Regions from separate parts of the Mus musculus genome. Here regions 1 and 2 are each linked to region 3. The links are chromatin loops, found by intact Hi-C in ENCODE. Cell type or tissue: left cerebral cortex. All regions are shown on one strand. Each heading gives the region's core, and the rest is flanking DNA. Links, peaks and the distances in the headings are about the cores only. Region 1 has its middle 5.7 kb from the start of Gm46151. Region 2 has its middle 16 kb from the start of Gm46151. Region 3 overlaps Ryk (receptor-like tyrosine kinase).

The links. Peaks named below come from ENCODE experiments on the same cell type or tissue, not always from the same donor. Only the 100,000 strongest peaks of a DNase experiment are listed, where the experiment ranks them.
Region 1: a loop joins it to region 3, with 8 times the contacts of the local background. A loop is called at or near these places in 22 of 42 quality-filtered maps.
Region 2: it touches region 3 in a loop (2.8-fold over the local background); 24 of 42 quality-filtered maps call a loop at or near these places.

The regions. Positions count from the first base shown.
Region 1 is chr9:102,779,165-102,789,288 of GRCm38, forward strand. No RefSeq gene overlaps it. Among named protein-coding and RNA genes, the nearest start is that of Gm46151, 5.7 kb to the left of the region's middle. In left cerebral cortex, for the core only: CTCF peaks have their summits at 5,417 (motif pointing left) and 6,438 (motif pointing right); DNase peaks (open chromatin) are centred at 3,988 and 5,410.
Region 2 is chr9:102,789,647-102,799,770 of GRCm38, forward strand. No RefSeq gene overlaps it. Among named protein-coding and RNA genes, the nearest start is that of Gm46151, 16 kb to the left of the region's middle. In left cerebral cortex, for the core only: no CTCF peak of the experiment used is centred there; a DNase peak (open chromatin) is centred at 3,948.
Region 3 is chr9:102,858,521-102,868,644 of GRCm38, forward strand. Ryk (receptor-like tyrosine kinase) reads left to right here. Exons shown (of 15, transcript NM_013649.3): 2 at 3,354-3,475; 3 at 9,035-9,134. Among named protein-coding and RNA genes, the nearest start is that of Ryk, 29 kb to the left of the region's middle. In left cerebral cortex, for the core only: a CTCF peak has its summit at 8,607 (motif pointing left); DNase peaks (open chromatin) are centred at 5,594, 5,842 and 8,596; H3K27ac peaks cover 1,088 bases.

The DNA of each region.
Region 1 (10,124 bases), core at 1,294-9,293, 79 kb before region 3:
GTAAATATTTGTGGACTGAATTAAAGCCCTACCCTTGGGTATTCAGTCACCTTGGCTGCTCTGAGAGCCTCTAATCCCTCACTGGGTCATCTGCCTTCCTTTCTCCTGTCCCAGTCTTTGCCTTACACAGCAGGTCTCCCAAAATGTGCAACTCTGGGGAATCTGAGCCTGTATCCCTTGAAGCTGGTAGCCCAGAAGGACAAATCCTATGCCTCCTTCCACGGCATGGCCATTTTCCAAATGTCCAAATATATTGCTTTGGGTTTTTCTTAAGCCATAATCGGCCTCAACACTTCCCTGCAGGGATCTAGAGCCAGGTCCCGCTGCCCTAAACCCCCAAGGCCTCATCCTTAACTTGGATGGACAGGGCTCCGTTCTGCAGGCTCAGTGGGGTGTCTGACCAGGTCCTGCCTGGTGTTCAACGGAGGGAGGAGGACCAGCTTGTGCATCCAGGGCGCGCAGTGAACACCCTGTTCACATTCCTGAGCCAGCCGGAATGCTTGGACGAGCCAAAGGCCGCATTCCTCCGGCAGAGGCCAGATCTCAACCCAGGCTCCTGCCCCGCCCCTCCTTGGCCAGGCAAGCGCAGCAGAGAAGCCCGGCCCTAGTCCGTGCGGACTCCCCCTGGTGGCCAGGGCTATCACTGCTCGCTTGGACTCTCCATTTGTAGTTTGTATTGGACCATGGATCACTGCCTTCCTTCTGCCGGAAGCTTCCAGATTCCAAGCTGTGTGATTCCCATTTGTAGCTCCAACGTTTGCCGTTGTGACCTATTCTAATATCCTGGTACCCTCCGCCCATTCCCCACCCCTGGCATCCTCTCAGGAGGAATCACCGCCCAGTGTGTCACCTTCCTGTAGGTACTTTCAAGGCTAGATGAGTGAGTGGCGGGCCTCACCTTGGCCCAGTTACTCAGTGCCCACAGAGTGGCTTTTCTGAGACTCTCGTAAGGTCTTAAGGAAATGTAGTCGGTCCCTTTTCTTGGTGGCCCTCGGCACTGTGAGCAGACTCACATATCAGGGCTGTGTGGATAGGAGGGTTGAAAGTTGAGAGTTAGCTTCCAGGATGCTACCAGCACAGTAATACGAATATGCAACTCTCCCAATATCTAAACGCTGCTCAAAGAAGTCAGCAAAGGATTTTTTTTTTTCTTAACCTAAAGCCAGGATTAGGCAGTGCATGCTCAGCCTAAGGGAGAGGGATGTACAAGGCTCACGTACTTCTCATGGAGGGACCTGCCTACATTCCTGGTCAGTAGGGACTTTGGGCAATGGGGCAAGACATGGCTTGTGTTTAAATTGATGGCACATGCCTTTGAGCCCAACACTCAGGAGGCAAATGCAGGCGGATCTCTATAAGTTCGAGGCCAGCCTGATCTACAGGAACAAGTTCCAGGACAGCCAAGGCTATATAGAAATACGGTCTTGAAAGAAAGAAAGAAAGAAAGAAAGAAAGAAAGAAAGAAAGAAAGAAAGAAAGGAAGGAAGGAAGGAAGAAAGGAAGAAAGGAAGAAAGAAAGGAAGAAAGAAAGTCAACCATTCACTACTTTGACCTCTTACAAATGGAGCCTTGCTGTGTTTGTCTTCATACCATAGCATGAGTTCTTATGGAGCCTTGGTTGGCCTGGAACTCACAAAGATCCTCCTGCCTCTGTTTGAGTGCTGAGATTAAATACATTTTCTTCTTCATGTGTTTAAAATCTTTTCCACTTTCCCAGATTGTTGACCTATCTTTCTTTGGAGGAAAGGAACAATAGATGAACACCATCTACATAGGAACACAGACATGGTTATCTGCCTGCACACCTGCTGACGTACCTAGGAACCCAGCAACATAGCACAGCCTGAAGCTTGCATTGCTCAGGAGGGTGGATCCAGGAAAGGCGAGAGAAAGAGCAAGAACCAAACTCTCATTGAGCAGCTTTTCAGCTTCTAGAAAGGGTGGGGGCATAGGAGGACTCTGTTCAAGGTCGAGTGTGGTGGCTAGTTTGTCTTGTGTGGTTGCTTTCCCCGCCTCTTCAAGCAGGAAGATAAAGGGGCTCTTTAGTTGCTGGCATAGGTCTTTTCCATCATGTCAACATGGAGACCCATAGTGACAGGGTGGAAAGAGGCCATGAAGCCCTGGGTTTGAGAGTGCAGCCCTGACTCAAGCTTCTCCATCTTTATCCCCATCTACTCTTCTCAGGGTGTCCTGGTGGGTCATCAAACGGACACCAGGGCGATGCTTCAGTGGGATGTGAGGATGCGTGATGTGATAATGACTAAGTCAGACTCAAAAAAAACCACCATTTCTCAACTACTTACCAACCTTGGGCCCTATTCCCAAGAATCTCAGTATTCCTTGGAGGTGACAGTGTGTTAAGACAGAGGCAGGTCCAGGCACAGCTGAGGCACAGATGGGTGTGTTAGAGTCACCTACAGCAGAGAAGAACATTGGGGTGGGGGGAGCGCGGCCTAGAAAGGACTTTAGTGGAATCCTGGGAGATATAGGACCATAGAAGCTTCTCCCAGAAAGGGGGGGGGGATCTTTCTAGAGTCTTCTTTCATACCCTGAGGCCACCATGTCCCTGTGCTAGTATTTTGCTAGAGAATTCCTGTCATTTCTGCTACTCATGTGTCTAGATCAGCTAGCCTGTAAGCCTGTGCTCTAAAGCCACTTTCTGAAGATGGATATGATCAAAGATTCCCTAGGCAAGGGAGTGGTTTCAGGAAAGAATTAGTCTCAGAGTGTTGGCCTCTTCCTCCTGGTAATGCTTCCTTCTGCCCGGAGCCTTCTGCATGTTAACCTTCAGACCTCTGTGTGTCCAGGGGGCTGCATGGAAGGCAATGGGCAGGGCCCAGTCTCATAAGCAGGGTGAGTCTCCTTCTGCACAGCTCCACTCCATCGGCCCTTACCTTTCCTAATTAGGTGGATGTCTGGCCTCCTTGTGCTTAGAATGAATAGAAAATTACCTGGCTTGACTAATTTCATAGGAAAAATAAGGCCTTGTAAAAAGCCATTTGGTGTATATTGTTTTGTCTGCATGTATATCTGTGCACCACATGTGTGCCTGGTCCCATCAGAGGCCCAAGGACTGAAGATACAAATGGATATGAGCTGCCAGGTAGGTGCTGGGAATCAAACTTGGGTCCTCTGGAAGAGGAGCCTGTGCTCCTAACTGCTGAGCCATCTCCCCAGCTCCCAGATAAGAAGCTGTTTACAAGTTTTTCTTCTGGTTCTATTCTTTATTTCTTTCACATTTATTGGCTTATTTTGTGTGCATGCGTGTGTGCCTGCATGTGTGTGCTTGACGTGGCATTGTGTGGAGGTCAGAGGGCACCTGTAGGGAGCTGGTTCTCTTCTACCATGTGAGTCCCAAGGATCCAACTCCTCGGGTCATTAGGCTTGGTGGCAAGTGACATTAATCACTGAACCATCTTACTGGTCTTTCGTTATTCTACATACTTTAGATGGAGTCCTTAACTCCTGATTCTTCTTCCTCCCAAGGGCTGGAATTACAGGCACGCACCATTCCATCCGGTTAATCTTGGAGATTCAGCCTGGAGCTTCCTGCGTGGTAGGCAAATGAACTCACTGAGACGAACTTTGTCTTTGCAAAGTTTTAAAATTTATCTTGTAATGTTTGGAGTTGGGGGAGATGGACTGGGTTTGTCGATGTGCCTCCTGGTCCCACTCAGAGATTCTGAGTCAGGCAGTCTTGAGTAGGGTCCAGGACTCTGCATATTTTGAGACTCATCCCCAAGTAATCCTGCTGCTGCTAGCTTGGACAGGAATGATAAAGGTGAGTTTGCATTCCTTCTCAGCAAATCCACCCAGTGTGAACTTCTCCTTTGTCAAGACTTGGACAAATCCCACAAGATTACTTTTTAAATCCGCTGTCCCTAAAAAAAGAATTTCACGGAGGAATGTAGTTTGGAGGAAGGCCCTCCCACTGAACAGGGATAGGAAGTGCACGGTAAACTAGGGTAGAGCTGGAAAAGCCCCACCAAGCAAGCCGAAGAACATGCTCGGGTGAACACGCTCGGGTGAACATGTGTCGACTCCTTTTCTTCAAGCCTCTTCCTTTCTGTACCAGGTGCCAGACGGTCCCGAGGCAGAACAAAGCCACAGAAGACAGCTGATATGAAAGGCTTTAGCCTTCATAGAACCAAAGTCCCCTTGGGTCATGGTTCGAGTGTCTGTACCTTGACTGCCAGGAACAGTCTTCAGAGTCCAGTTACCCGGGTCCTTGGCCCCAGACAAACTCCAAGAGTTGATAAGATAGGAAGGTCGTCTTCTTGGCTGTGGCACACACTTCCTCAGCCCTGGCCTGATTTTGCTTGCATCCCCGCTGTGACATGAGCAAGCACGCATGTCACATGTCACGAGCTGCTGTTAAGGTCAAGGCTCGGGGACCTTTGATATTACCTCAAGCTCATCAGAAATGAGAGACCTGCTATTGTTTCAAAAGGTTTGACAAGCTTGAATTTGGATGGTACACCTTGTCAGCACTGTCCTCGGTTCAGTGTCATTGCGTAGCTGAGAGGTCGGACAGGCACGGGAGTGATATCTTAGGCATTTTTCCAAGCTCGAATGCAGGTACTGGCGACACTGCATTCGGGCCCTCATTTCTGAAGATGCTTAAACACCCCTCCCCCACTTCCTTCCGTGAGGACTCCTTTAGTTACTTTGTGACACCCAGTCCTTCCAGTAAGTAGAAAGGGTGTATGCAATAGAATTCTGGTTACAGGGAGGTGACTCCACCGTCCTTCCACGCTCACTATATAGCATGCACTCTGCTGACCTTGTGACACAGGACCTCAGAAAGCATCAGTGCCAGTCTGGATAGCAAAGGTGTTTTGTTTTTTGAGACGGGGGTGGGGGGGGTGGGGTGGGGGGTGTGCCTCTCACATTTCTATCTCTAAAACTAACACAGTAAATACGTAAGTAAATGTTATACAATGTTCTTTCTCTTGCCCTTAACAGATCATTTTGCATACCCCCCAATTTGGAGATCATTGACATGGCTGGAATCTTCCTAGCCAAGGACACACATCTCTGAGAGCCCGCATTTCTCTCTCAAGAAGGGAACACACACACACACACACACACACACACACACACACACGTATTTAAAAAAAAACCAAAAACAAACAAACAAACAAAACACCTCAAAACCATTTGAGTAGGTCTCTACAACACAAAGAAACTCTGTCCTAGGAGAAAAAGTCGTGCTTCTACTTCTGGATCTGGGAAGCCACACTCCCATTATTCTGGGTCGGGTAGGTCCCAGACTGGGGGAAGGGAAGGTGGAGAGGGCACCAGGGCGTCTGAATTTGTGGAATTCCTTTGGACTCACTGGCAGTTCTCAAACTGCGTTCCTGGAGGGATAGTGGCTGTGTTGTTGGCCTGAGCATGGGGAAACAGCGGCCCCTGGTGGTGAAGTTATGAAATGCTCTCCAGGCACCGATTAGTAAGTCTTGAGTTTGTCTGGGGCCAAGTAAGTCTTAGTAAGGCTATCACGAGACATCTTGTCCTTCCAAACTCTGTAAGCACTTTCAGAGAGGCTCAAATGTCCTGAAAGATTAAAAAATGAGGGAACCATTTGTTGCTGTGCTCCCCGGTGGCTATCCTCGTAGCCTTGAGAGGTGTCGGAGCTTTTGAGGTTACTAATGTCAGCTACTCTGTGCCAGGAAGTGTTCACACAATCAGGCTGGAAGGTGTCCATGGTGAGGCTAGGGGCTCCTGCCAGCTTGAAGCCCCTCCTCCTCATGCCCCCTTCCTCCCTAGGGATTCTTTGCTCCCCCACCCATTGCCTCTCACCCTCTCATTTAGCTGAGCTGGTTTCTTGTTTTTGTAATAGTGGGTCTTGAACCCAAGTCCTCACACATGTTAGGCGAGCACTCTGGCATTGAGCTATGCCTCCTGCCCCCCCCCCCAAACTCACATTTAGCTTGCTTATCTCTCCACTAAAGCAGAAACCATCAGGACTCACATAGCCTTGCACTGAAATACAAGAGGACTACATAATTGCTCCTGCTTGGTTTCTGTTTTTTTGGTAGCTTGGAAGACAAACCCGCTACACTGTGACCATTTTCTTTTGGAAAGGTCTGATGTAGCCATTCCGCTCCGGCATGGACTGGGGTAGAGAATAGGCAAAGAACCACCCATTCCAAAAAAAGAAAACATGATTTCCAAAGAAATGCCCTGAAGCCAATTGATCTCCAAAGCCCATCTCCTTGGATGCTTGTGAATGCTTTTCCTTTTAGGGTTAGAGGACTGAAAACGGCTCACCCTTTCCCTGCCTTTTTCCTCCCAGGGACATGAGGACTGTCTCTCTTGGCTCCGACCTTTCAGGGAGGAGAGACGCAAAGGCTGTGGTAAACCCATGGACAAAGGATTTTTATGAGCTCAAAGGTGTTTCCAATTTCTTTTCTTCTTATTTTTTTAAGATTTATTTATTATTATACATAAGTACACTGTAGCTGTCTTCAGACGAGCCAGAAGAGGGCATCAGATCTCATCATGGGTAGTTGTGAGCCACCATGTGGTTGCTGGGATTTGAACTCAGGACCTTTGGAAGAACAGTCAATGCTCTTAACCACTGAACCATCTTGCCAACCCTCCAATTTCTTTTAGACTAGACATTAAACACCATTAACTCCAGGACAAGTGCAGGTACAGACACCATAATGGGCTAGTGATTCCACTAAGTATGTCATGTATTTATGTTGAAAAAAAAGGGGGGGGATAATTTGGCTTAGCGGTGGTGGTGGCCTTTAATGCCAGCACTTTGGAGGTAGAGGCAGGCAGATCTCTGTGAGTTCAAGGCCAGCTTGGTCTACAGAGGGAATTGCAGGATAGCCAGGCCTACACTAAGAAACAGAACCATCCCACTCCACCCCCAAAAGAAAAAAGTGTAATAGTTTAGCCAAAACTTGGAGACAAAACTATCCCAGTAGGACCAAGGGACCAGCCGTGAGATAAGGAAGAGGTGTGAATGCTAACTCTTTCCCTCTTTCTTCCTTTCTTTTTAAAGATTTATTCATTTACTTTATGCATATAGGTGCTCTATCTGCTTGTACACTTGCATACCAGAAGAGGGCATCGAGATCTCATTACAGACCGTTGTGAGCCACCATGTGGTTGCTGAGAATTGAACTCAGGGCCCCTGGAAGAGCAGCCAGTGCTCTAAACTGCTGAGCCATCTCTCCAGCCCCTCAACCCTTATTTTCTAGTAACAGAAGCTAAGAGATAACATGTGGGGGTCTGGAGAGTCAATTGTGACCAAGCCTGGTGACTTGAGTTTGGTCACCATGAGCTGTATTTACTTTAATTATTAGAAAATGAGCTTTTCAGATACTTCTTTGATTTTTTTTCCAAACATAATAATTTAGAATCTTAAAGAAACCAGTAAAACGTGTCAATGTTGATAGACATTTTCAGAATAAAAAGACCCAAAGCTGGGAGGTGAGGGCAGGAGATGAAGAAGACTCAGACCAGTCCAGACTCTAAGCTAGGGCGAACATGTGAAACTCATTGTGAATGTATCCTTTATTCAGCTAGCTAAGGTAATTGCCATCTAGGGGGTGTACTGCTTCTGTGTGCTAACCTAGGCCTGCTCCTGTAAGCTTCTAGCCTCTATACAATCTTCTTACCTAGGCCTATAATGTTTTTGGCCTCTGAGACTTGCTGCTGAATAAGTTCACCCTTTCTTCTTGTAACTGAGCTCATATACAGACCAGTTCAACTCAGCTGTACTGGCTCAAATGCCTCTCCAAGCTGACTGATTCAATCTGGCTTCTCTCAGTTTCTCCTGACTTGCTCTGCTTGGCATCAAACAAACTCTAGCAATCTGTCCTGATCTTCTGGCTCCTTCTCACTCTTTCTCTAACCTGTCTCTGTACAACTGTCCCAGTAAAACTGTCTTCTTTTCTCCCGTTCTCTCGGACGCTCTCTTTTAAGGAGCTCCCCTTTCCTGTCTTCTCCTGAGAGTTGGGCACATCCTATTCTGTCAAATCTTTCTCTGATTCGTCACTTTGTCTGCCACTCAATTAGACATCACTTTCAAACATGGGTGCTCCTTTCTACAATCTAATCTTACCTTTACTGGTTGGAATTAAAGGTGTTTATTAAGGGCATATCTGTGTTCTAGCCAGAGGGATTAAAAATGTGTGTCAAGGGCTGAGCCATATCACAACTAGGAATAGGTTTTTAAGTAAATAACCATCCTGGGTCCACAGTGTGATCAAATATCCTGCACCAATGTATACTTTGTGATTCTACTTATTTTATTTTTAAAATTTATTTCTTCGCTATGTATACATTTATCTGCATGGATTTATGTGCTGTGCACCATGTGTGCTGCACATGTGTGCAGGTGCTGGTGAGGCCATTGGATCCCCTGGAACTGGAGCTGCAAGCAATTGTGAGCTGTCTGATGTGGGAGGAGGAACCCAACCCAGGTCAATGGAAGAGCAGTCAGTGCTCTTAATCACGAAACCATCTCTGCAGCTACAGTGGGAAAAGTGAGCAATGCACACCAGTGTAAACATCTTCACCTGCCTAGATGCCCACAGAACCAGAGAGCCCAGTGCTGCCTGTGGGGAGGGGCTGTGCATGAAGAGTCAGAAGAGCTGTGTCCTTCATCTCAGACCAGAGGAATCCTTTCACTCTTTTCAAGGTAACAACATGAAGAACATAAAATGACATCCTCCAGATGGTGGTACTTTGAGTTCATCATAATTTTCTTAAAATCATCTGCACTAAGCAAAAAAGAAAAGAAAAGTCTTAGCCTTGTGTTTTATTTATTTATTTTTATACTTTTTGTTTGTTTGTTTGTTTTTCGAAACAGGGTTTCTCTGTGTAGCCTTGGCTGTCTTGGCACTCACTTTGTAGACCAGGCTGGCCTCTAACTCAGAAATCCGCCTGCCTCTGCCTCCCAAGTGCTGGGATTAAAGGCATGCACCACCACTGCCTGGCTTTTATACTTTTTAAATTACATTGATTTATTTACTTCGTGTTGGGGGAGATGTGCATGTGTCATGACTTATGATTGAAGGCCACAGAGCAACTTGAGGGACTTGGTTCTCTCTTTCCACCATGTGGGTCCTGGGAATTGAACTCAGGTCACCATGCTTCAAGCTCCCTCCTCCACTGAGCCATCTTGCTGGCCCCAGGCTAGTGTGGTTTTAAGGGTCCTCTGAGTGCAACAGAGACTAGTACAGAACACTCTTGTGTATCTGGGTGAGATTTCAGAACTCAACGGGGAATGTGCACACGATTCCAGGAAACAAACAAATAAACAAACAGGTCAAATACATATACGAGAGTGAGAGCCACCTTGATGACAAATTTTGTAACAGTAGGCTGCTACAGACAACAAAGCACAGTTTTCCAAGTTTTGGAAGAAACTTAAATTGAATCTGAAACTTGATAGTCAAATTTCTAACCATCACGAAGAGCAAATAAATTTTCTGAAACCCCATGAGTCAGACAATCTACCCTCTCCTTGCTTATGAAGAAATTACTCCAGGGGCTGGAGAGGGGTGAAGAGCCCTGGCTGCTCTTGCAGAGGACCCCAGCTCTACTCCCAGCATCCACATGCAGGCTCACAACCATCCATAACTCCAGTTCCAGGGCATCCAATACCTTCTGACCTCAGCAGGCGCCAGGCACACAAATGGCACACAGAATAAAACATTAAAACAACCCATTCAAAAAAGAACAGCCCAAGAGTTCGTAGATGGAAGCTGTATATGAGGATAAATATTAAAGTGAGAACAAAGATGAGTTGGTACTTGTTTGGACTGTGGTACTTGGGATATTCTTTGATCTGCAGATACTTAATAATAACCAGGGTTGTTTGTTTGTTTGTTTTGTTTGCCACAGGCCTTACTCTGGACTCACCATCTTCCTTTTGGAGTGCTAAGATTACCTGCATGACCACCATACTTAGTGTCTTAGTTTGGGTTTTATCGCTATGAAGAGACACCATGACCAGGACAACTCTTATAAAAGAAATTGGAGCTGGCTTACAGTTTCAGGTGTTTAGTTCATTAACATCATGGGGAGAAGCATGGTGGTATGCAGGCAGACATGGTGTTAGAAAAGGAAGTGAGAGTTCTACAGATGATCCACAGGCA
Region 2 (10,124 bases), core at 868-8,867, 69 kb before region 3:
AGTGACCTGCAACTGTAAAAGCCAGTTTCTGAAGCCAACAGCCACGCCTCCTTCAACAAGGTCACACCTCCTAATAGTGCCACTCCCTCCCGATAGGCCAAGCCTTCAAACACAGTCTGTGTGGGCCATTCCTATTCAAACAACCACATATAGCTTAAGATTGCCACCACCCCCCTTGTTTCACATATATGTGTGTGTGTTTGTATATGTATGCAGGTACAAGTTCATGTGTGTGTAAGTGTGTGTGAAAATTAGAAGTTGATGTCAGACATCTTCTTCAACTGCTCTCCACCTTTTAAAAAGAATTAAGGTTTATTACATTTTCATTTTCATTTATGTTGGTATGGCATTTGTGTGTGTGTAGCATCCGATCTCCTGAAACTACAGCTACAGAGAGTTGTACGCCATCAACATGGATGCTGGCATCTGAATGCTGGGACCTTCTGGAATGGCAGCAAGGGCTGTAACTGCTGAGCCATCTCATCTCTCTAGCCCTCTGACATCAATTCAGCTATACTCGCTGGTCTGCAAGCTAGATGTGCAAAATCGGCAAGCTCTGTGTTCAGGGAGAGACCTTGCCTCAATAAATGAGTGGGAAGCCACTAAGGAAGAAACTCAACGTCAACTTAGAGCCTCCACATGCACATATCACACACACACACACATGCACACGCACCAACACGCACTCAAGAAGCAAAACTGAAATGTTGATGTTGTAGGCTGGTGAATTTCTGGATTCCCAGCATTCTGGAGGTGGAGGCAGGAGGATCATGTCGTCCTCCACCCCACTTGGAGATCAAGGGCAGTATAGGTGAAATGAAATCCTGCCCCCCAAAACAAACACAAAACAAGGTAACGTGACACACATTTCTTTTGCTCTGATAATCTACAAAGTGAACTAGAAACATTCCTTAATTTTGTATGTAAGTTAAATGCTCTTATATTTCCATTTAAAACTGGCAGTGCAGAATATAATGATGAATGGTGGAATTCATACTAACTGGAAAATTTTCATTTTTCCTTCCTGAGAATGACATTAAATAGCAACTAAAACGCCACAATAAATCATGAAGAAAGAAAAACATTCATAGTTCAGGATCTTTGGTAGTGTTTTCTGCATTCTGAGCAAGGAGCCCGGCACTTTGTATTTTGTACAGGGTCCTGCCCGCCTGGCAGCCCAGGGTGACGGAAAGCTGCTTCAGGATTCTACACAGGAGGTTCACCTCCCGGGACCTTGGCAAGGCACATGTCTTCTGCCCACAGTGGGGGCCAGAGGCCCCGATGTACAAGGCTCCTGTCACATAAGGCCCTAGGCACTGAGGATCCTCTGCATATACAGCCCTCAGTGGCTTAGGAAGACACAGTGAGGTCTCTCTTTTAGCAAATTCCCAAACTGGCATCTTGGGGAGTAGAAGAGAGAATGTGGAGATGCTGAGTGTTCCAAAGACCCCATGGAAAGTAGCCAAACAAGGGCGGTGTTCTACTCCAGACAGACCGGAGGGGAGGGCAGGCTGCTGGAGACTGTTCTAAAAAAAGGGGGTGTATATGGCTAAAAGGCAAGCCTAGGCTTCCCTGCTACCCTCTGGGAGGACCACAGACAATGCTCTGAATGGGAGATGCCTGTCTGCAAGTCAGCTGCCTTTAGATTTGTGTAAATTTTGTCTCAGATAAACTTCTCCCAGGCATGTCTAGAATCAAAACCAAAAACCAAAACGAGGTGACATGATGAGATGTTTCTATGTGTTTTGATGAAAACTCAATAGGCATATGATGATGACCTATGAAACAAACAAACAAAAGCTAACAAAAAACAACACAACTTGGAAGGTGAGGGCTAGAGGACCAGTTCAAGGCCAGCCGTGCTGACATAAGAGCAACAGTGGCACATGCCTTTAACCCCAGCACTTGGGAAGCAGAGGCAGTCAGATATCTGAGTTTGAGGCCAGCCTGGTCTACAGAGTGAGTTCAAACCCTGTCTTGAAAAACTGAGGGGGAAAAAATATACCCATAAACACACAAAATATTTTATTGAGAATATCTAATTTATTAGGAAACATATGTTAACACAGACAGGGCTAAAGGGCCGTGTTATGCGTGTAACAACTTCATCTTACGCAGAGTTCACGTGCTGGGACTCGTGGCTTTTTGGTGCTAACCTGGAAGGTGCTGCCCCTGATTGCCAAGAATCCTCAGCAAACTGGTTCACAACCAAAGATCCAAACACTAAGATGCAGTCATAGTCGGCAGTGCTCCCCACCCCCTCCCCAGAAGGCTCTCTCCGGTGCTTCCCCTAAGAGCCCAGCTGTTGGCACCCAGCGAAAGGACAGGGCACCAAAAAGGAAGTATCACAGCCAGAGATTTTCCTGTCACTCCACAGGGACTGACCGCCGTGTCTCTGAACAGGAAGGAGAGGTACTTTTTTGGGCCACTGCCCTGTGGCTCCGTTCTACCTTTGGGTGGATTTATTCTATTTTCATGGTTTCCCTAAAATGATAGTGGTTCAAACCCACTTCCTTCCTTTATGGCAGCAGGCCCCGCCCACATCCTCCGCACTGGCTGTTAACCTTTCTCCCTATTTTCGGTGGTACAATAAATTAACACAGCTCACATAAAGGGAGTGGAGGGCATTGTATACATACGGAATTCGACTGGAATTCATCAACCTGCTGTCTATCTCCCTTCCCAGTCACTGCGCACCATAACGCACCATGCGCACTGCGTCCCTGTGCGCCATCTCTCACTTGGTAAATAAAGCACAACGCCTCTCATTTCCTTTGTTCACGTCTCACTTTTATGCCCTAAATCTCCCCCCACCCCACCCCACCCCACCCCCACGTTTGGGTGACCAGATAAACGTTAGGACACTAGAGTTAACATTTTCATTTTAGATGAGCGAAGGACAATTTTAATTTTTTTAGTATAAAATATCACAAATATCATATATAATATATAGAATGTACTAATCCTAGCAAGTATTTATCTCTCTGAAAGTCGGATTTTTAAGTGGACATTGTGAGGTTTTTTGTTTTTTAATATCTTGTTTCGTTGTCGCCTTGATTTTTTTTTTTTTTTTTTTTTTTTTTTTTTTGGTTTTTCGAGACAGGGTTTCTCTGTATAGCCCTGGCTGTCCTGGAGCTCACTTTGTAGACCAGGCTGGCCTCGAACTCAGAAATCCGCCTGCCTCTGCCTCCCGAGTGCTGGGATTAAAGGCGTGCGCCACCACGCCCGGCTGTCGCCTTGATTTTTGAAACATGTCTCATTGTGTAGCTCTGCTTGGCTTGGGACATGTATGTAGACCAGGCTAGCCTTAAACTTGCTGCGATTCTCCCACATCTGCTTCCCAAGTACAAGCTCAGCTCGGTGAACTGTTATTTGCTGGTTCTCCTACAGCCGCGGTGACGTCACTTAATAACATGTAAATTAGCTTGTATCACTCGAGTTCCAAATCCAGCACAGTTTCCCTGGCTCTGCGCACAGTCCCTTCCCTAGATCTCCCCAGATGTGCTCTCCCAGTCCTTGCTACCCCTCGTTTCCTCCCTCCCTCCCTCCCTCCCTCCCTCCCTCTCCACCACTTGCTCCGAGACCACAGGAGCTTCCTTGTTCTTTGCTTCTCCCAAATCTCCACTTCCTTCTCCTTCGTCTGCTTTAACCCAGTTGATGTTACTCTCTCTGGAAAGCTTTCTCCAACACCCCTCTAAAGCCCGAAGCCTCACCACCCTTACCCTCTCTGCGTTTTCCCTGTATCCCACCTTCCAACCAATCACCCGGTCGGTCGGAGGACAGGATCTGTCCTGTTTAAGCTGAATCTCCAGCCTCTGGCCCTGCCTGGCAACTGCAGACTTTCAATAAGTATTTGTGAATTAATGAGAAAACCCAAGGCCAGGAAGTGCAGCCCGGAGAAGCCCAGGAATCAAGCCTTCGCTTTGTCTGTCCTCTACAGTCCTCTGTTGGTCTAAAACTCCTCTTACTTTTCTCCCCCAAGGCCACCCTTGGCCACTGTCCCGGGTCTAACTAGGACTTTTCTAGGCACTGTCGAGAATGGTAATCTAGCATCCCTTTCCTGCCCCACCTCCACCCCCTCCATGTCTCTTTCATTTCTCCCTCTCCACGAGCGAGCATTTATAATTTAAAAAGGAAGCGAGTGACTGGTGCTGAGGGCTCAGTCATAGAGTGCTTGCCAGACAAATGTGAGAACCTGAATCCAGTCCCCTGGAACCCATAGAAAGGTGGGCTGTGGTGGCATAAGCTTGTAATCCCAGCAATAGGGAGAAGCTGACCAGCCAGCATACCTGAGTTGAAGAGTGTTCTAGGCTCCACAAAGAAGAGGTCTGTCTGCCTGAGTGTTCTCTCTCTCTCTCTCTCTCTCTCTCTCTCTCTCACACACACACACACACACACACACACACACACACAAGTGGGGGATGGTAACTGAGGAGCAACACCTAAAGTTGGCCTTTGACCTCTAAACACAGGTGCATGTACCCCCCCAACACATACACAAACTAAGTGAAAAGACTTCACTTTGTAGCCGCTGAGACTGAAGAGTGGTGGTTGGGAGGCTTTGAAAGCTGAGAACAATGCCAGTAAGCATCCACTTCTTGCCATGTTTGGTCCCAGGCTTGGGTTCCCGGATGAGAATTACCAGCTCTCTGGGTACCAATCAGGAGAGAAGGGACTTTGTTCTGGAAGCACAATTGCAGGCACCGAGAGCAGCCCTTCACTTTCTGTCCCCACTGGGATTCCGGTGGGAATTGGCAGGGGCTGCAGTTAAGTGTCTTAGACATGCAGGAAGACCTAACTGTGACCTTCTGAAGTACGGTCGCGTTGTCTGGTCATCCTCTTTAGAGCAAGAAGGGACATAGAGGACACGCACAGGCTCCTAACCTCATTTGCATGTGAGTGAACGCCTTCTCATTGTCCAGAATCCATCAGGTAGCTCTATGTCCTTGGGAAGGGGCACTGTCTCTTCCCCAGTACACTCTTGTGAGAGAGGCAGAGGAACACCAGAAGCCTGTTCAAATGCAGAGATCTCTACTTACCCATCCTACCTCTCCGATGATACCAGAGAATTAGGACAGCATCATCTTTCATTTTCCTGGAGCTGGCACTTTCTTTCCTTCCTTCCTTCCTTCCTTCCTTCCTTTCTTTCTTTCTTTCTTTCTTTCTTTCTTTCTTTCTTTCTTTCTTTCTTTCTTTCTTTCTTAGTGTAGTAACTATGCAGAGGGAACTTTCAAGGCTCAGAAAGGTTAAGAGAACCAAGGGCTGTGCTGGTATCTCAGTAACTCAGTTGAGCCACACCACAGTTCCTCTGAGGGGATGTTCTAACTGTTCTAACTTCATTCCTGTTGCTGTGATAAAAATGCCCCGACACACACCTTTACTTCTAGAACACAAGAGGTAGAAGCAAGTGGATCTCTGTGAGACCAAGGCAAGCCTTGTCTATATAGCAAGTTTCAGGACAGCTAGGGCTATCTCAGAAAAACAAAAGTCCTAGATAGAAAGGCAACTCAGGAGAGAAAGGGTTTTTTTGTTTGTTTGTTTGTTTGTTTTTAGTTTATAGTTATTCCAGGTTACAGTCCATCATTTTGGAGAAGTCAAAGCAGGAACTTCAAACAGCTAGTTGCATTATGTCCACAGTCAAGAGAATAAATGTATGCATGCTCACTTGGTTGTACTCGGTTGGATTTCTTCACTCTCACATAGGTCAGGATCTCTTGCCTAGGGAATGGTGCTGCCCACAGTGGCCTGGGTCTTCCCACATCTATTAACTTAATTAAGAAAATCTCCTATTGACATGCCCAAAGACTAAATCCACTGTAAACTTTGTTTTGTTTTTGAGGCAGGGTCTTACTATGTCCTGGAACTCACTCTGTAGGCTGGCTTCAAAGTCACAGAGATCCACCTGCCTCTGCCTCCCAAATGCTGGAATTAAAGGCATGCTCTTCCATGCCAGGCCTATAAACAATCTGTCATTGAGATTCACCTCTCAGGTGATTCCAGGTTGTGTTGAATTGACAATTATAAGTAACTGTCACAGGAAAGATACCCAACTGTTCCTTCAGGTCTCTTCAGCGACATTGGCGGGAAACACTCACTGCAAACCCTGCACAACTCACACAAGGTTGACTTAGAAGCACTATAAAGCTCAGTGTAGGAAACAGAAATTGTCTCACCACGTGGGAGGTGGGACAAAGTGAAGGAGATCCGAAGCATAGAGATCAGGAAAAAATCAATCTTATCACACTCCTCTCTACTTGCCCAGAGAGCAGAGATGCTAAGCTGACCAGATTGGCAGCCAGCAAGGGCATCCTGACTTTGGGTCCTGGCTCTGTCACCTGCTTGCCAATCAACCTCATGTGAGTAGCGTCCTTACCGAATGACTTCCCAAGCCCAAAAATGGTCTTTACAGCATCTGCTTTCTGGGGGTTGGGTGGACATGCTGCAAGCTCACATGGAACTCAGCACACAGCTGGCCTTCTGTTAAAGGCAGCTGTTAAATGTTGTTGGGTAGGATAAGAGGAAGCTGGAGAGACTGTGAGATTTAGAAGGAAGAGTGAAAGAAGCCAGAGGGGGCTTCCCAACATTTCCTTCCCTTTCCTCCCTTTCTTTCTCCATCTTCTCCATCATCATCATCATCGTTATCATCATTGTCATACCACCATCACCACCATCGTCATTGTCATCATCATCATCAGTAACAGTAATAACGATATGCTGCACTAATGCAAATGAAGAAGTTTAGGGGAAAGAAGGAAATAAGAGAACAAATACCCATTTTGCATTATTGGCAACCAAAATATTTTGTTTATAAATAAGCTTAAATCCTCTAGATACTGTGTCTTGAAACCTTTTCTATGTTGCTATCAAGGAATAAGACAGGTTTAGTACCAAGCAACCTCTAAGTCAGAGGCTCATTCCTTGTTCATCCAGTGTCCCCTGTAGCGCAGAGTGACCCTCACACAGGCTGCCCTCCATAAGATGACTTAACAATGGAGACCTCTTAAACCCGTGGCATCTTTGGCTGAGCACAGGTCTTGATGTAATAGAGAATTCAGAGGGTCTGGAAGGCTTGAGTTCAGAATAAATATTTATCACCTCCCACCTCCTGGTGATGGTCAGAACTAGTCCCTGAGGCAAGACAGAGAGTGGGGAGGGCTGCAAATGCAGCCAGCCGGGGGGCCAGGAAGAAGAAAATTGAGAGCACCACAGAGTGATGTCTTCAGCTTTAGATTTGCATACCTCCAATGAACTCCATAATTCATGTTTAGACATTTTGACTCTTGCTAGTTTTTCAGTATCACAAATATAACTTGGCTCTCCAAGTTTCGCTGGGGTTGTAGTTAGAATCGGCGCTAGCTTTGACAGTGTGCTATTATCAGATCTGGGAACCACCAGTTTTGGGCAGCTCCTCGGCTCCCATCCCCCATTGCCCCAAATCATACTGTTTGCATGGGCTGGGGGGTCACCATCCAACTTCTCAACCAGAAATCTGCATCAAGAGTTGCACATGAGGCTCTGGGCCTGACACCCTTGTGGGTATTGGTCAGCACATGGGACAGATATAGTCCATCCATCCATCCTGCAGCCTCTACCCACACCACCTCTACTGGAGGGTGCTTCACAGAGTGATGCTGAGAATTCTGCACACACAGTATGCTGGTCTGCGGCACCATGCAGAGGTACAACAGTACTGAGTCCTGCCTGGCTACGGAAGGGATAGCATGACAAGTGGGATAGAGCCAGCAGGGTGTGGACCTCCACAAGTGTTGACAGTTGCTGGGTGTGAGGCTTGTTATATATATGTATATAAAACATCATCTTCCTCTTTCAGGAAATATTCTCCTTGCCACGGTTATTGGGGAATGTCCTCTCTGCCAAGTTAATGATTCCGTGATAATTAGAGACAGCATAGTCTGGGAGGCAAGGGTGAGTCTAATGTCTCAGCAAAATGGTAAACACTGGGACCTTCAGGATATCCCTTAAGGCTGTGTGAAAGAACCCTGAAAACATGAATTCAAAAATATATAATTTCTCAACTATGTAAAATATAAGGATGCAATATGAACTATATGAGGGGCTTCACAGACCTAAAAGAGCAAAGGCAGCTGCACTATGAGCCAGCTTGTCAGAAAACTATTAAGGAAAGAGACAGAGAGATTTGGGGAGTGGTGATCACAGGGCAAGATCCTAGTTAAGTTTATTGTTTGTGCTTTAAAAAGCAGGCAGATTTATGAGTTCAAGATCAACCTGGAAGAGAGCTAGTTTGGACCCAGGTGCGGTGAGAATCGTAATCTCAGGACAGGATCTCACCCAGCTACTTTATTGTCTGTGCTTACAGAGGCAGGCAAATTTCCGTATACATTTGCGATGTTAAAAACAAATGCTGGACTGGAGAGATGGCTCAGCGGTTAAGAGCACTGACTGCTCTTCCAAAGGCCCTGAGTTCAAATCCCAGCAACCAGGGCTCACAACCATCTGTAATGAGATCTGACTCCCTATTCTGGAGTGTCTGAAGACAGCTACAGTGTAATTACATATAATAAATAAATAAATATTTTTAAAAATGCTGTCTCTTTCTAAGAATCAAGGGGCTGGGGTCATGGAATACTGATTCATGAGATAATCAAAAGGGAACCTGGAGTAAATGACTGAATTAATATGTAATTAAGACTGGGCTATGGTCTGGGAGAGCTGAACTATCTGGATGAGCTGTCTGGAGGTCTGTAAAAAAAAAAAAGGCTGTTTTGAGCAGAACACAGGTTGTCAGCTTGTACCCCACAATTGACTTCGACCAGTTCTTTAGCTACTCTCAAATACCCCTTCCTCAGAACCCCTCTCTGAGCTGAGGCTGGTCCTTGGCACAACAGTGTGCCTTGGCTGGCTCTGTACAAACTTGGCTGCGTGGGGCCTGAAGCTGCATTGTTTGGACATGGGCCCTCACACAGTCCGTCATCAACTCTACTCCTGTAGCTTCTCCCAAAAATGCTCAACGCAAGTTGAGTCACCTATTCTTAGGGGGAGTTTGACTCTGATGACTCAAACATTGTCATCTCCCAAGGCCCTCACTTAGAGAGAGCTCAGCTCTCTTCATTTTTATGTGTCCTATCTGGTTGAATCTAGGAGCTCAATAAATAAATATAAAAGGGGGTTAAGGACAGAAAAGAGTGAACATGTTATTAACCCCACATGCACATGGGAATATTCACCAGAGTGTGAATTGCAAAAGAAAAAGGTGTGGATTTTATGCTTTTTAGACAAAGAATATTAGGGTTGTGAAGGAATGGCCGGGCAACGGAGATCTGGATGAGGTAATAGCTTCTCAAGACATCACTAAGATGAATGGGGGCAATGATGAACCTGCTAGAAGATAAAGTTAATTCTACATTTGTGTGTTCAGGATCACTGCAGCCTTACCAGCCTCCAGGACCAGGGCCATTTCCTAGCCTTGTAGACTGTGTAATCTCGATGGGCAGCTTGGTAGTATTTGGAGTCACCTAGCAGACACATCTCAGGGTGTGAAGGACATGCCTGGAAAGGCTTTCCAGAGAGGATTGACTGAGGGGGAGGGCTCATGTCCATGCAGGCAGCACCTTCCTCCCAGTGGGTAGTCCAGATATAGAGGGGTCTGGTGAAACATCAGGGTCACCTGCCTGCCTTTGCTCCCCTCCACCACTGCCGTCACACATCAGTTTCTTTGGCCTCCCAATGTGGACTGAAGGCCAACTGCTCTTCCAGGTGATCCCAGGCCTTTAACACTACCTAGGATCAATGGAAGCGTCTCTGCGGACTGAGCAGTTATCATGTTCTTTGTCCGTTTAGCGAGTTGATAGGCATTATGGGACTATCCAGTCCCTATGATGCATACCAATCTAATAAATGCTTTTTTTGTGATATACAGTCATTCTGTTGGCTCTGACTCTATAGAAAACCATGAATGATACAGTATGTGAAACACACTCCTCCCCAAAAGATTTTTTTTAATTATTATTTAAAATAAATTAGTTTACTTCACGCATATGGGTGTTTTGCCTGCAGATATGTCTGGTACCACATGTGTACCTGGTGCCTGTACAAGTCCAAAGAGGGTGTTAAATCCCATAGAACTGGAGTTATAAACAGTTGTA
Region 3 (10,124 bases), core at 813-8,812:
GCCAGACAGTGCTCCTCTGGGGATAGAGCCCTTGGGCAGTGCTCACCATTAATATTCTTGAAATGGAGCTGAAAGGGCTTGCGTACACATGCCTGCCTCGAGGCTGGGGAGGTGGCTCAGTTGTTAAGAACACATAAAACCCTTGGAGAGGACCCGAGTTCAGTTCTCAGCACCCATATCAGGAGGCTAACAACTGCCTGTAACTCTAGCTCCAGGGGATCCAATACCCTCTCCTGGATTCTGCAAGCACTTGCACTCACATGTGTACACACCCTTCTGCCTCCAGTTAAAAAGAAAACAAATTCTTTATATACGGCTTTATGACCTTGACTCAAATCAAGATATTGAACATTGCCATCTTTGCAGGAAGTCCCCTGTACTCCCATCTCCCATCCTTCTTTCTAGATGAGCACAGTTCAGAGTTTTATCCCAATTAGTGCTATATCTTCTAGAAGTTTTATCTAAATAAAGTCTAATAATAGTTTGCTATTCTCATGTGTCACGTTTCTTTTATTCTGAAAAGTCCATCCTTGTTCCAGAGTCTGGTTTTGATTGTAGAGTAGTAGTCCATTGTTGAATGTAAACAATTGGTATCAAGTTCAGTGTTTGCTGAGGAACATTTGTGTTGCTTCCACTTCTGCTTATTAGTAGTAAAAGGCCTGTGAACATCTGCACAAGTGTTTTGTGGATACAGTGTTTTCATTTCCTTTGCAGAATTACCTCAAGAGGAATTGCTGGCCATAGAGTAGGTGTGTGTTTAATTTATAAGCAACTGCTAGCTTTTCAAAGCAGTTGAGCTGTTTTTCACCCTGGCAGGGATGTTCTGAGCTGACTTGCCAGCATCAATTGTAGTTATTCTCTTGGGTGCTAGTGGTTTTCATCGTACTTCTAACCTTTGTCTGTCTGAAGATTAATGGTGTGTTTTAGCGCCTCTTCACATTTTCATGGCCCCGTGTGTGTCTTACTACGAAGCGCACCAATCTCCCTCCCTTCTACTCATAGAATGTGGTTGAGAGCAAAGTTTACTTAGGTCTTGAGAAGAGGCCTGGGCCTCTTCAGGCCCATTCCTTGTGGTTTCTCTGCACAGCCCTATCTAAAACATACAGTTTCTTGGAAGAAGGCTAACCAGCATTTAAAGGGGCAACTGGCTTTTCCCCATAGGTTTTCTCCTAAAAGCACTTGTCTAGCACAGCCTTTCCACTACTTGATTTCCAGTGTGTTTAACAGTTCCACAGCTATAATGTATTACTATTATAAGTGTGAAATTGAGTGGGAGTAGGGACATCCTTACCTTGTTAATAATTTTAGAAATGAGAATGTGAAAATTCACCCTTGCGCATGCGAGCTGTATGGCTTTGCAAGTGCCCTTTGGTAAAGACAGAGAAAGTGTCTGTCCGTTTACTATTTGTTGTCTGTTTTTATCCGTATAGATTTTCAATCTGATATGCCATCACTGTTTCGTTTCAAAACAGGGTCTCGTGTTGCCCTGGTTGGCCTCAACCTTGTTAAATAGCTGAGGATGACTTTGAACCCCTGAACTTGCAGCACTTTGCCTGTGCTGGAGTCACTGGTGTGAGTCACCACACCCGCCTTCGTTGTTTTCCCTTTTCTACTAATGTGGTGACTCACTGACTTCTTAGCGGTCACTTGGTTATGCTGCGCTTCCCCTTTTTCATGCTTTTCGTGGCTTATGATTGTCCGTACGTCTGCCCGTTGGGTATGGGGCTGTTAGTCTGTGGCTGGGGCTCTTGGCTTTTGCTTTCTGTGTAGGAAGCTTTGCTTGGTACAGTGCTGCATCTTTTGTGTGTAGAGGATCTCAGTTGTAAGTTTTGTTACCTGAGTCGTTTCACCTTGAGCTATAGTTGTGTGTTGTCATTCTGCCTCATGAGTCTTTTTCTTTTTGTTACTTGACATATTTCTGAACTTTGTTTTAATCAATCTCTCTAGACTAACTATCTCAGGCTTGAGTGAATTTTTGTAAAAGGTTTATTATTTTTATGTGTATAAGTGTTTTGCCTGCGTGTGTGTGTGTGTGTGTGTGTGTGTGTGTGTGTGTGCGCGCACCTCATGTGTGCAGTGCCCACAGAAGTCAGGGAGGGTTTAATCTCTGGGACTGTAATGAATTGTTGGGAGGTGCCATGTGGGTGCTGGGAATCAAACTCAGGCCCTTGGCAGAGAAGTCAGTACTCTTAGTTGCCACGCCATCTCTCCAGCCCCTTAAATGAATTTAAACTGTATTATTGTGATTACTGATGTTTTCTTTGAATTCATTTTCCTTTTCCATTCAATCTTTCCATCTTCCTGCCTCCTCTACATCTTTCTCTAACAACACCAGCCCCCCCCCCCCCCATGTTCCTTAGCATTTTCTGCCTTCAGCAGGCAGAGCCTTCTGCACAGGCTTCCAGCTCGCCCATGTTGTATCTGGCACCCTGCGCATGATGCATAAAACAGTGCTACACAGATCTCGTTTTTTGACTTATCATATCTGGGTCCGAAATGAAGGAGCTTTGACAGATAAGCTGTCTGTGGCAGAGCTGTTGGTCTCTCTCTGTGTACTGAGGGGTCTGAGGTATCCAGGTGACCTCCTTCATGGATGTGCCATTTAAGTTTCTGTTTGTCCTGTCTGAGCACTAGGGACATCTGGACTAAACTTTAACAGTAACCATGTTTAAAGGGAGTTAACAGGCCCCTGTTCTCTCCGTTCTTTGGCTCTTTGCCTGTCTCTAACACTTGCTGATAATACCTCCTTCCCCCTTTTGTCTCAGTGCCCAGGACTCAAGGTCACTGACTTGGTCGCATCAGTCATTAGCTTTGTCATTACTGGTGTTTTCTTTTCCTTTTTGTTTTTTGGGTTTTTATTATCATTATTATCTGACATCTTTTTCACAGTAGGTTGATTTTCCACCGAAGGCAGTCCTTAAAGGTTTTCTTCAGAGCCTGGATAGATGGCTTCGCAGTTAAGAACACAGACCCACATGTAGCTCACAGCCTTCTGCAACTTCAGTGCAGGTAGTCTCCCTCCTTTTTGAATCGAAGTGTGGGCCAGCAGTCGAGAAGGATTTATGTTTCTTCTTCTGTGCTCTTTGGAGAGGCACCGAATCTAGAAGGCAGAGTGGTTTCAGGTGGTCCTGGCACGGCTGTCTCAGAGGGGGAGCTAGGTTTTGAGTGCCAGTTTCTCTGTGGGCTGTGGAAGCTGTAGCATCCTGCTTCACAAGGCAGCTCACATGCCACACAGGCCGCAGCTTCACGGCACCGCACACTTGTGCGTCAGTGCATGCTCTCTGCCCTCTGCAAGAATCTGTGACACGGAAGACATTTGGATGGCTAACTACGTTTCCTTCTTTCCCCCCTAGGTCTTGATGCAGAGCTTTACTATGTGAGAAATGACCTCATCAGTCACTACGCTCTGTCCTTTAACCTGCTAGTGCCCAGTGAGACAAACTTCCTGCACTTCACTTGGCATGCAAAGTCCAAGGTAAGCGCTGCCGGCAGACCACGTGACAGGTCACCCAGTCTGCAGAGGCGAGGGCTGTCCCTGAGGATGGGCCTTCCTCTCCACAGAAGGGTCAGTGGTGGTATAGAGCACTGGGTCTTTTCAGGTGTATAGCTGACAGATACAGTCTTGAGCCTGCTCCTCTGAAAGTTTAGATTTAGGTGGCTGCCAGGTGGGTGACCAGCGCATCACAGGGCTGGGTCCTTTGAGGCTTTTGCAGGGAGATCTGTACCCAGGAAAAAAGAGAGTTGGATCTGATGGTGACCCTGCTGTTACAGAGAAGCCATATGTGGCTGGAGGATGGGTGAGTGGCTGGGGAGGAGCATGGCTGAGCTGGCTGGCTCTTCCACACACACTTGGTGACTTGAACGTAAGTTTCCCATTTACTGTTCTGAGTCCCCCTGGTAACCATAGATACTGAAGCGGGGAGGGGGGTGCTTATCAACTTCTGCCATTTGTGTATTGGTGAATTCTTCACCTCTGACTGCCAAGGAACCTTACATGCTTGTCTCCCAGATTTGCCAGATGATACTGTTTGTACCCTTTACTCCCCTCCCTGCCTGCCTATGAATCCTTGAGCTGTTTCAAAGTGCATTGAACGCATCATGTCCTCTCTCTCCTAAATCAAAACCAGGAAGTTTGGTGTTCTAACTCACAGCACTTGGGTAACTGAGTTCTAACTCACTCATCAGGGACCCTCAGCATCTTTATCACTAAGGTTTCACTAGAGACTGATGTTGTTTCAGTTTGTGTCAATCTGAAGTTTTGATGCCCTGCCCATGTGCTTCAGCCTCAAGTTGTTGGGAGTGGAGAACCTGTCATGGTGGAAGCTAGCTTGGAAGGGTCGTCTATGAATCTATATGCTTGCAGGGGGAACACTGAAGGGGACTGGTATAACTCTAATTATCTGGTAGATTCCTCTCCTCTCCTCCCCCCTCTCCCCTCCTCCCCCTCCCCTTCTTCCCTTCCTCTTCCCCCCTCACCTCCCCACTTCCCCCCTCTCCTCCCTCCCCTCCTCCTCCTCTCCTCCCTTTCCTCCCCCCCCCCCCCAATCCTTCTCTCTCTTTCTCTTCTTGAGGCAGGGTTTTACTCTATAGCTCTGGCTACATGTAGATTCAGCTGGCCTTGGACTCAGATATCTGCCTCCCAAGTTCTGGGATTAAAGGTGTGCACCACTACACCTGGCTAGCAGCATGTATTTAACTATACATTTGGGCTTCTTCTTGATGATATTACAGTCCCCAACTCTAGTTCTTAAGTCCTAGTATCTGGTGATTTTTGGCACAGCTGATTAATTGCAGTTTGTTTATTTAAAAAGTTAATCGTACGAGTAGGTAGTACATGGATATGGCCTGTAAGGGTATACAGTGAAAAGGAAGGTTTTCCGTTGTCATGGTAGCATGCTGAGCAAGCCCATCTAGATCACTGTCTTCATCAGGCATTGTTGCCTGAGTCTTGTCTCCTAAAGAAAGGTAGTGTATATGTGTGCAGTGTGCACACGTACACCTAAGTGCTTCCTGCTTTCGTGTAGTGTGGAGTTGTGAGCAATGTGTCCTGGTAAAGGGGCACTGTTCCTTGTTCCTTGGTATTGCTTTGTGTGTTCCCCCCTTAAATAACTGTATCATTTTCTCACATAGTTGTGCTCTGGTCATTTCCTACAAGAGGAAACCGAGACCCAGGTTTGGGAAGGACTTGCTTAAATGAGTCTGGAGGCTGAAGAAACAGGTGCTAGGGGTGAGCTCACATGGCAGTCACCCGAGAAGGCAGGAGTAGTAAGGTGCGGTCTCTTATCACTTGATTCTGAGATACAGTCAGACTTCAGAAGGAAGGCTGTCTCTCTCAGTTTCTAACACTCTGTCAGAATCTCTGTTTGGGCTGTTTGAGCTCTTGCCAGAAGATGAACTGTTGGCTTCCGAGATCTCCAGACTCGCCAGTGTATCACTTGAACACTGCAGGCATTTTAACATCAGTGTTCCCACATCAGAGCTTTTGCTGGTAGAGTTCTCCAGTGTTTACGTGACTGGTCTTGCCAAAGATTTCAGTTCCCTCAGCGGCTGGAGCTGTGTGTGTCTTTTCTTAACATCTATGTCACGCGCGCCTCGCTGAGTGGTTGAGAATGTGTTAATTGTATTTTAAGATGGGAGGAGAACTCTGGTATTGATTCTCTCACAAGAGTAGACGACTAGGCGGTCTTAACAGATAATTAGTTTCTTGTATGTTCCAGAACATTCCCCAGTGTTCAAGAAGAAACTTGCAACTGTGTCTGCTAAGTGTCAGTAGATATGCTAGACAGCCAAAAGGCAGAGGCTCAGTAGGATGTGGCAGAGGACTCCACCACCCACTCCCTTGGTCTCCGTCCAGGAGATTCTGCGGGGAGCTTGTCAGAGCTCCAGCAGCTGCCTCTGGGGGCCAGCCTGCTGTGTCCCAGTGGAGTGAAGTAGCTGTGAGAAAGGCAGTTCTGGCAATTTCAGAGAAATTAAAAGGCCGTTGACTGTAGGCGAGCACATTCACTTTAGATGTGTTCCAGAAGGGGACTGCTTTATTCGTCGTCTGCCTATTCACACAGCCATGCGTTCCAAGTAAGGAAAAATACCAAACATGTTGATTTTTTAGCTTATTCAAATATTTATATTTTCTCTAGTTACTTTTCTGAAGTATTTTGGCTCATTTATTTTCTGATAAACAGCTGCTGCACAGATTTGCTTTGGGGTGGGGGGCAGGGTAAGGCTGGGGTGCACTTTCTAAATAGATCTCTTTCTTCCAAGGTGATTGACAAACGGCATTCCTTACAGATCAGTACACACCAAAGTAGAGACAATTGTATTCCAGTGATTGGCACTTTCTTCTCTGACTCCAAAAACTACATTAAAAAAAAAAACCAAAAAACAAAAAAACCCAGCTGTCCTCAGTACACCAGTGTGAGGGGGGAACTGCCTTCTGATGCTTCCGTGTTCATTCATCCGTCCAAAGGAAGTCTTAGGCAAAGGGCAGGCTTCCATGCTTCTTGTTGTGGGTTCCTCTGGGCCACTGCTGATTCTCTCAGTCCTTCCCTCAGCCACCTCTGCCTGTGCTCTGCTCCTTGTTTTGCCGCCACTTGCAACATCATTTCCTCCCTTTCTCCCTCTCCCGTGCTTAGACTGAGATGGCCCTGCCACTCCTCTTGCCGCTCTCCCTCAGCTCTGCCGTCAGAGCCCTCTCTTTGCTTTCCTGGCTTTGGTCCCCGGACAGCTATTCCTCTGCTTATAGCCAGAACTTTGTAAAGGAGACCGAAAGGTTAGAGCAGATGTCCAAGAGGGGCACTGAGGGGTAAGGAGCTTCTGGAAGAGCATTGATGCCATGGACAGACAGAGTCAGCAAGATGACGTGGGCCTCAAGCACAGCTCAGGCCCTGGCACTAGAAACGGACGGCCTGGCAGGGTGTCTGGGGAGAGGCATCGAGCCCATGTGATAGAAGTGGGGTCTTTGATTCCCTGGCAGGAGGCAGAGACAGGAGGGGGAGCTGGATCAAGTAACTCACTTCCCAGGTGAGAAATCCTGGCTCCAGGATGTCTGTTAGCTAGGAACACACACTGTCCCAGTGGGGTGCCTGCCTACCTATGAGAGGAGGCTCCCCCATGTATGTAGGAACCCACAGACAGTATCCCAGTGAGGCGCCTGTGTTGATCTGTGAGAGGAGCTTGGCAATCAGGTAAGCTCAACTCTGTCTGGTAACCCTACAGCTTCAGCCTTTGAGGTTACCAGATGGGTATGCCTAGTAGGTAGTTGGAGGAAAAGGAGAGGGAGAGACAAGTTGAAATGTTTATCCTTGGGACTGGAGTGCAGAGGGTTAATGTTCTGATAGGTCAGCCTGATGCAGAAAGGAATAAGAGTTCTTCCTGGAAGTGAAGAAGCCGAGCAGGTAGCGTGTGGTGCACCAGCGAGGAGCACGGGTGAGGTTGAAGAGGAGCAGCCATTGAGCACAGGTCTGGGGGGTCATCATGTGTATCATCTCCTCAGCAAGCTGAGCCAAGGGCCATGGGGTTGCAGGCACTGCCATCCAAGTGTGAAGAAGAAGGAGTGAACCAGCTGAAGGTGTCAGAATGACTGTGTCAGTGATGTCCCTGCTGGGGCACAGGCTGGGGCACAGGCGGTGGGAACATGAAACCCGGCATCCTGGCTGTGCTGGGAAGGAAGGAAGTAGTTTAATTAACCACTGCTTTCCCCCCTCTACTAGCGCAGCCCTCGGCTCATAAACATGCCTCATAAATGTTGTCCGACTTAGAGTAGTGAGCACAAAGAACTGCTTTTACAGGGACCAGAGGTGGGTGGTCAGAGGCAGTGCTGGCATCTTGGATGGAATGGACGGTATTTTTGTATCTGTTTTGGACATAGAGAAGTTGAGTGCTATGTCAGAACGAACACTGAATTTCAGAGTTAACAGAAAGATGGGAGGAGACGGAATGAGCCAGCCTTCGAAACCTGTGTAGAGTCTTGTGTGTGACATGTGAGTGGCCCGAGACATGCACTGAGTAGAAGAGAGCTTCAGAGTAGAGGGGCTGATTTCACGCAGGACGTCTAGAGAGGGCCTTAGAGCCTGACAGGGATACTGACCACATGTGCAGACCCAGTGCTCAGGTCTAGAAAGTAGACATGAGCAAGAAGAGGAGGAGCCTGAGGGGAAAGCCACACTGAGGGAGATCATGAGGGAGATGAGAGTATGAGAGGCTGTGCAGCCAGTGGGGTTCCTCACATCAGGAACAAAACCGATCCCACCAGTGCTGACAGCTCAGGAGGGTTTGCTGCAAACCCCTGGGGTTGGCAGGAGGCTGATGACCACAAAGGAGTGCAGCTTGACAGTGGGAGAGGCTGCTGAGGCCCCGGGGTCCCGAGCCAGTGTCACGGGCCTGTTGTGTCATCAGCTTGGAAAAGTTGCTCATTTGTGCAGGTCACGTGGCCTCCTGGTTCTAGATCCCATGCTGATCTGTCTCAGGCACCACCCCCCCCCCCCCCCCAAGCTATGGCCTCGTGCAGAGATAACAGCCATACCTTACAGTCAGTGCATCCTCTTGAGGTTTTAGTGCTGGGAAGCCCAGGGTACCTTAGTGATGGCTCTCTAGCGCCCCTTGGTGGCAGCCATGGCGATGTGATGAGCTGAGAGATTGAATGCTTCCTTCCAGACTGTTGATTTTAAGGGAAAGGGTGGTTCAGTTCCAGGTACCAAATGGACAGTAGCCTTCAGGTTGAATTTCTGTCTGGCTGAAAAGTCCTAGTATGATTTCAGTTTTATTATTTTTATTTATTTATTTTTGAGACGGGGTCTCACTTTGTAGCCCAGGTTGATCCTGAACTCACTATATAAACCACACTGGCCTCAAACTCACAGAGATCCACCTACTGCTCACGGCTGACTGCTAGAATTAAAGGACTGCTCTTGGAATCTTTTTGGGAGTGGATTTTTATTCCACCCATGAATAGCTCTCATACTGCTTAGTTAATGAACTTACTAATGAAGTCTTTTTCTGTTGTCAGGGGTATAATGTTTTATCTCTCTTCATTTTGCAGGTTGAATATAAGCTGGGATTCCAAGTAGACAACTTTGTGGCTATGGGCATGCCCCAGGTCAATATTTCTGCTCAAGGGGAGGTCCCACGCACTTTATCAGGTGAGCCAGGAAAGACGGACTTAGCATACTGCTTTCAGCTGCCTCCATCCTATCCCTACAAGGATAGTTCACTGAGTACCGGGCCCTCCCACATCAATCATTAATCAAGAGAGTGCCCCACAGACAAACTCAAAGGTCCCAGGGGGTTGGGAGGCAGGGGTTGGGGAAGTAGACGTGTAATTATTATTGTCATCTTTATTGTCTATTTATTTTTAAAGAATGTTGTAGGGCTTTTCCTGGCAGTTTTATTCACAATTATTATTGGCACAAGTTCAGCTAGGCTTTAAGCAGAGCTGGGAGGCAAGTTAATTTTTGGGGGTCAGCAAGAGTTTCAGAAATATCAAAGTCTCTGATCCACTACTCATAGATGGTGAAATATCTTTGAAATTTGTAAGAAAGGAATCATAAATTAAAAAGGCAAAATGTTCTAAAATCTACGACTTTGTCATTAACATTCCTAGATATACCTTTAGAAGCTAATCCTATTTAGAAGGGCAGTGTTGTTTTTAATTCATAGCCAAGAACATGTTAGCTTTGTTTATAGGTTTATTATAATTTCCCCCAGTAACAATGTCTTTATTTCCTAGAGGTACTGCTTTTGAATGGTACAATTTTTATTTTATTTTATTTTTTAAAGATTTATTTATTTACTTATTGATTCATTTATTTTATGTATATGAGTACACTGTTACTATCTTCAGCCACACCAGAAGAGGGCATCGGATCCCATTACAGATGGTTGTGAGCCACCATGTGGTTGTTGGGAATTGAACTCAGGACCTCCGGAAGGACAGTCAGTGCTCTTAACCACTGAGCCATCTCTCCAGCCCTGATACGGTTTTTAAATGTGGTTACTAAATACACATATGACATAAACATTCTCCACAGGGAGTACTTCTAAACATGTCATGCACCTGTCTGCTCATACTATGGATATAGTTGTTATTGGTGGTGTGCTGACGTGTATTTTTGGCCATCTGTTATGGTGTG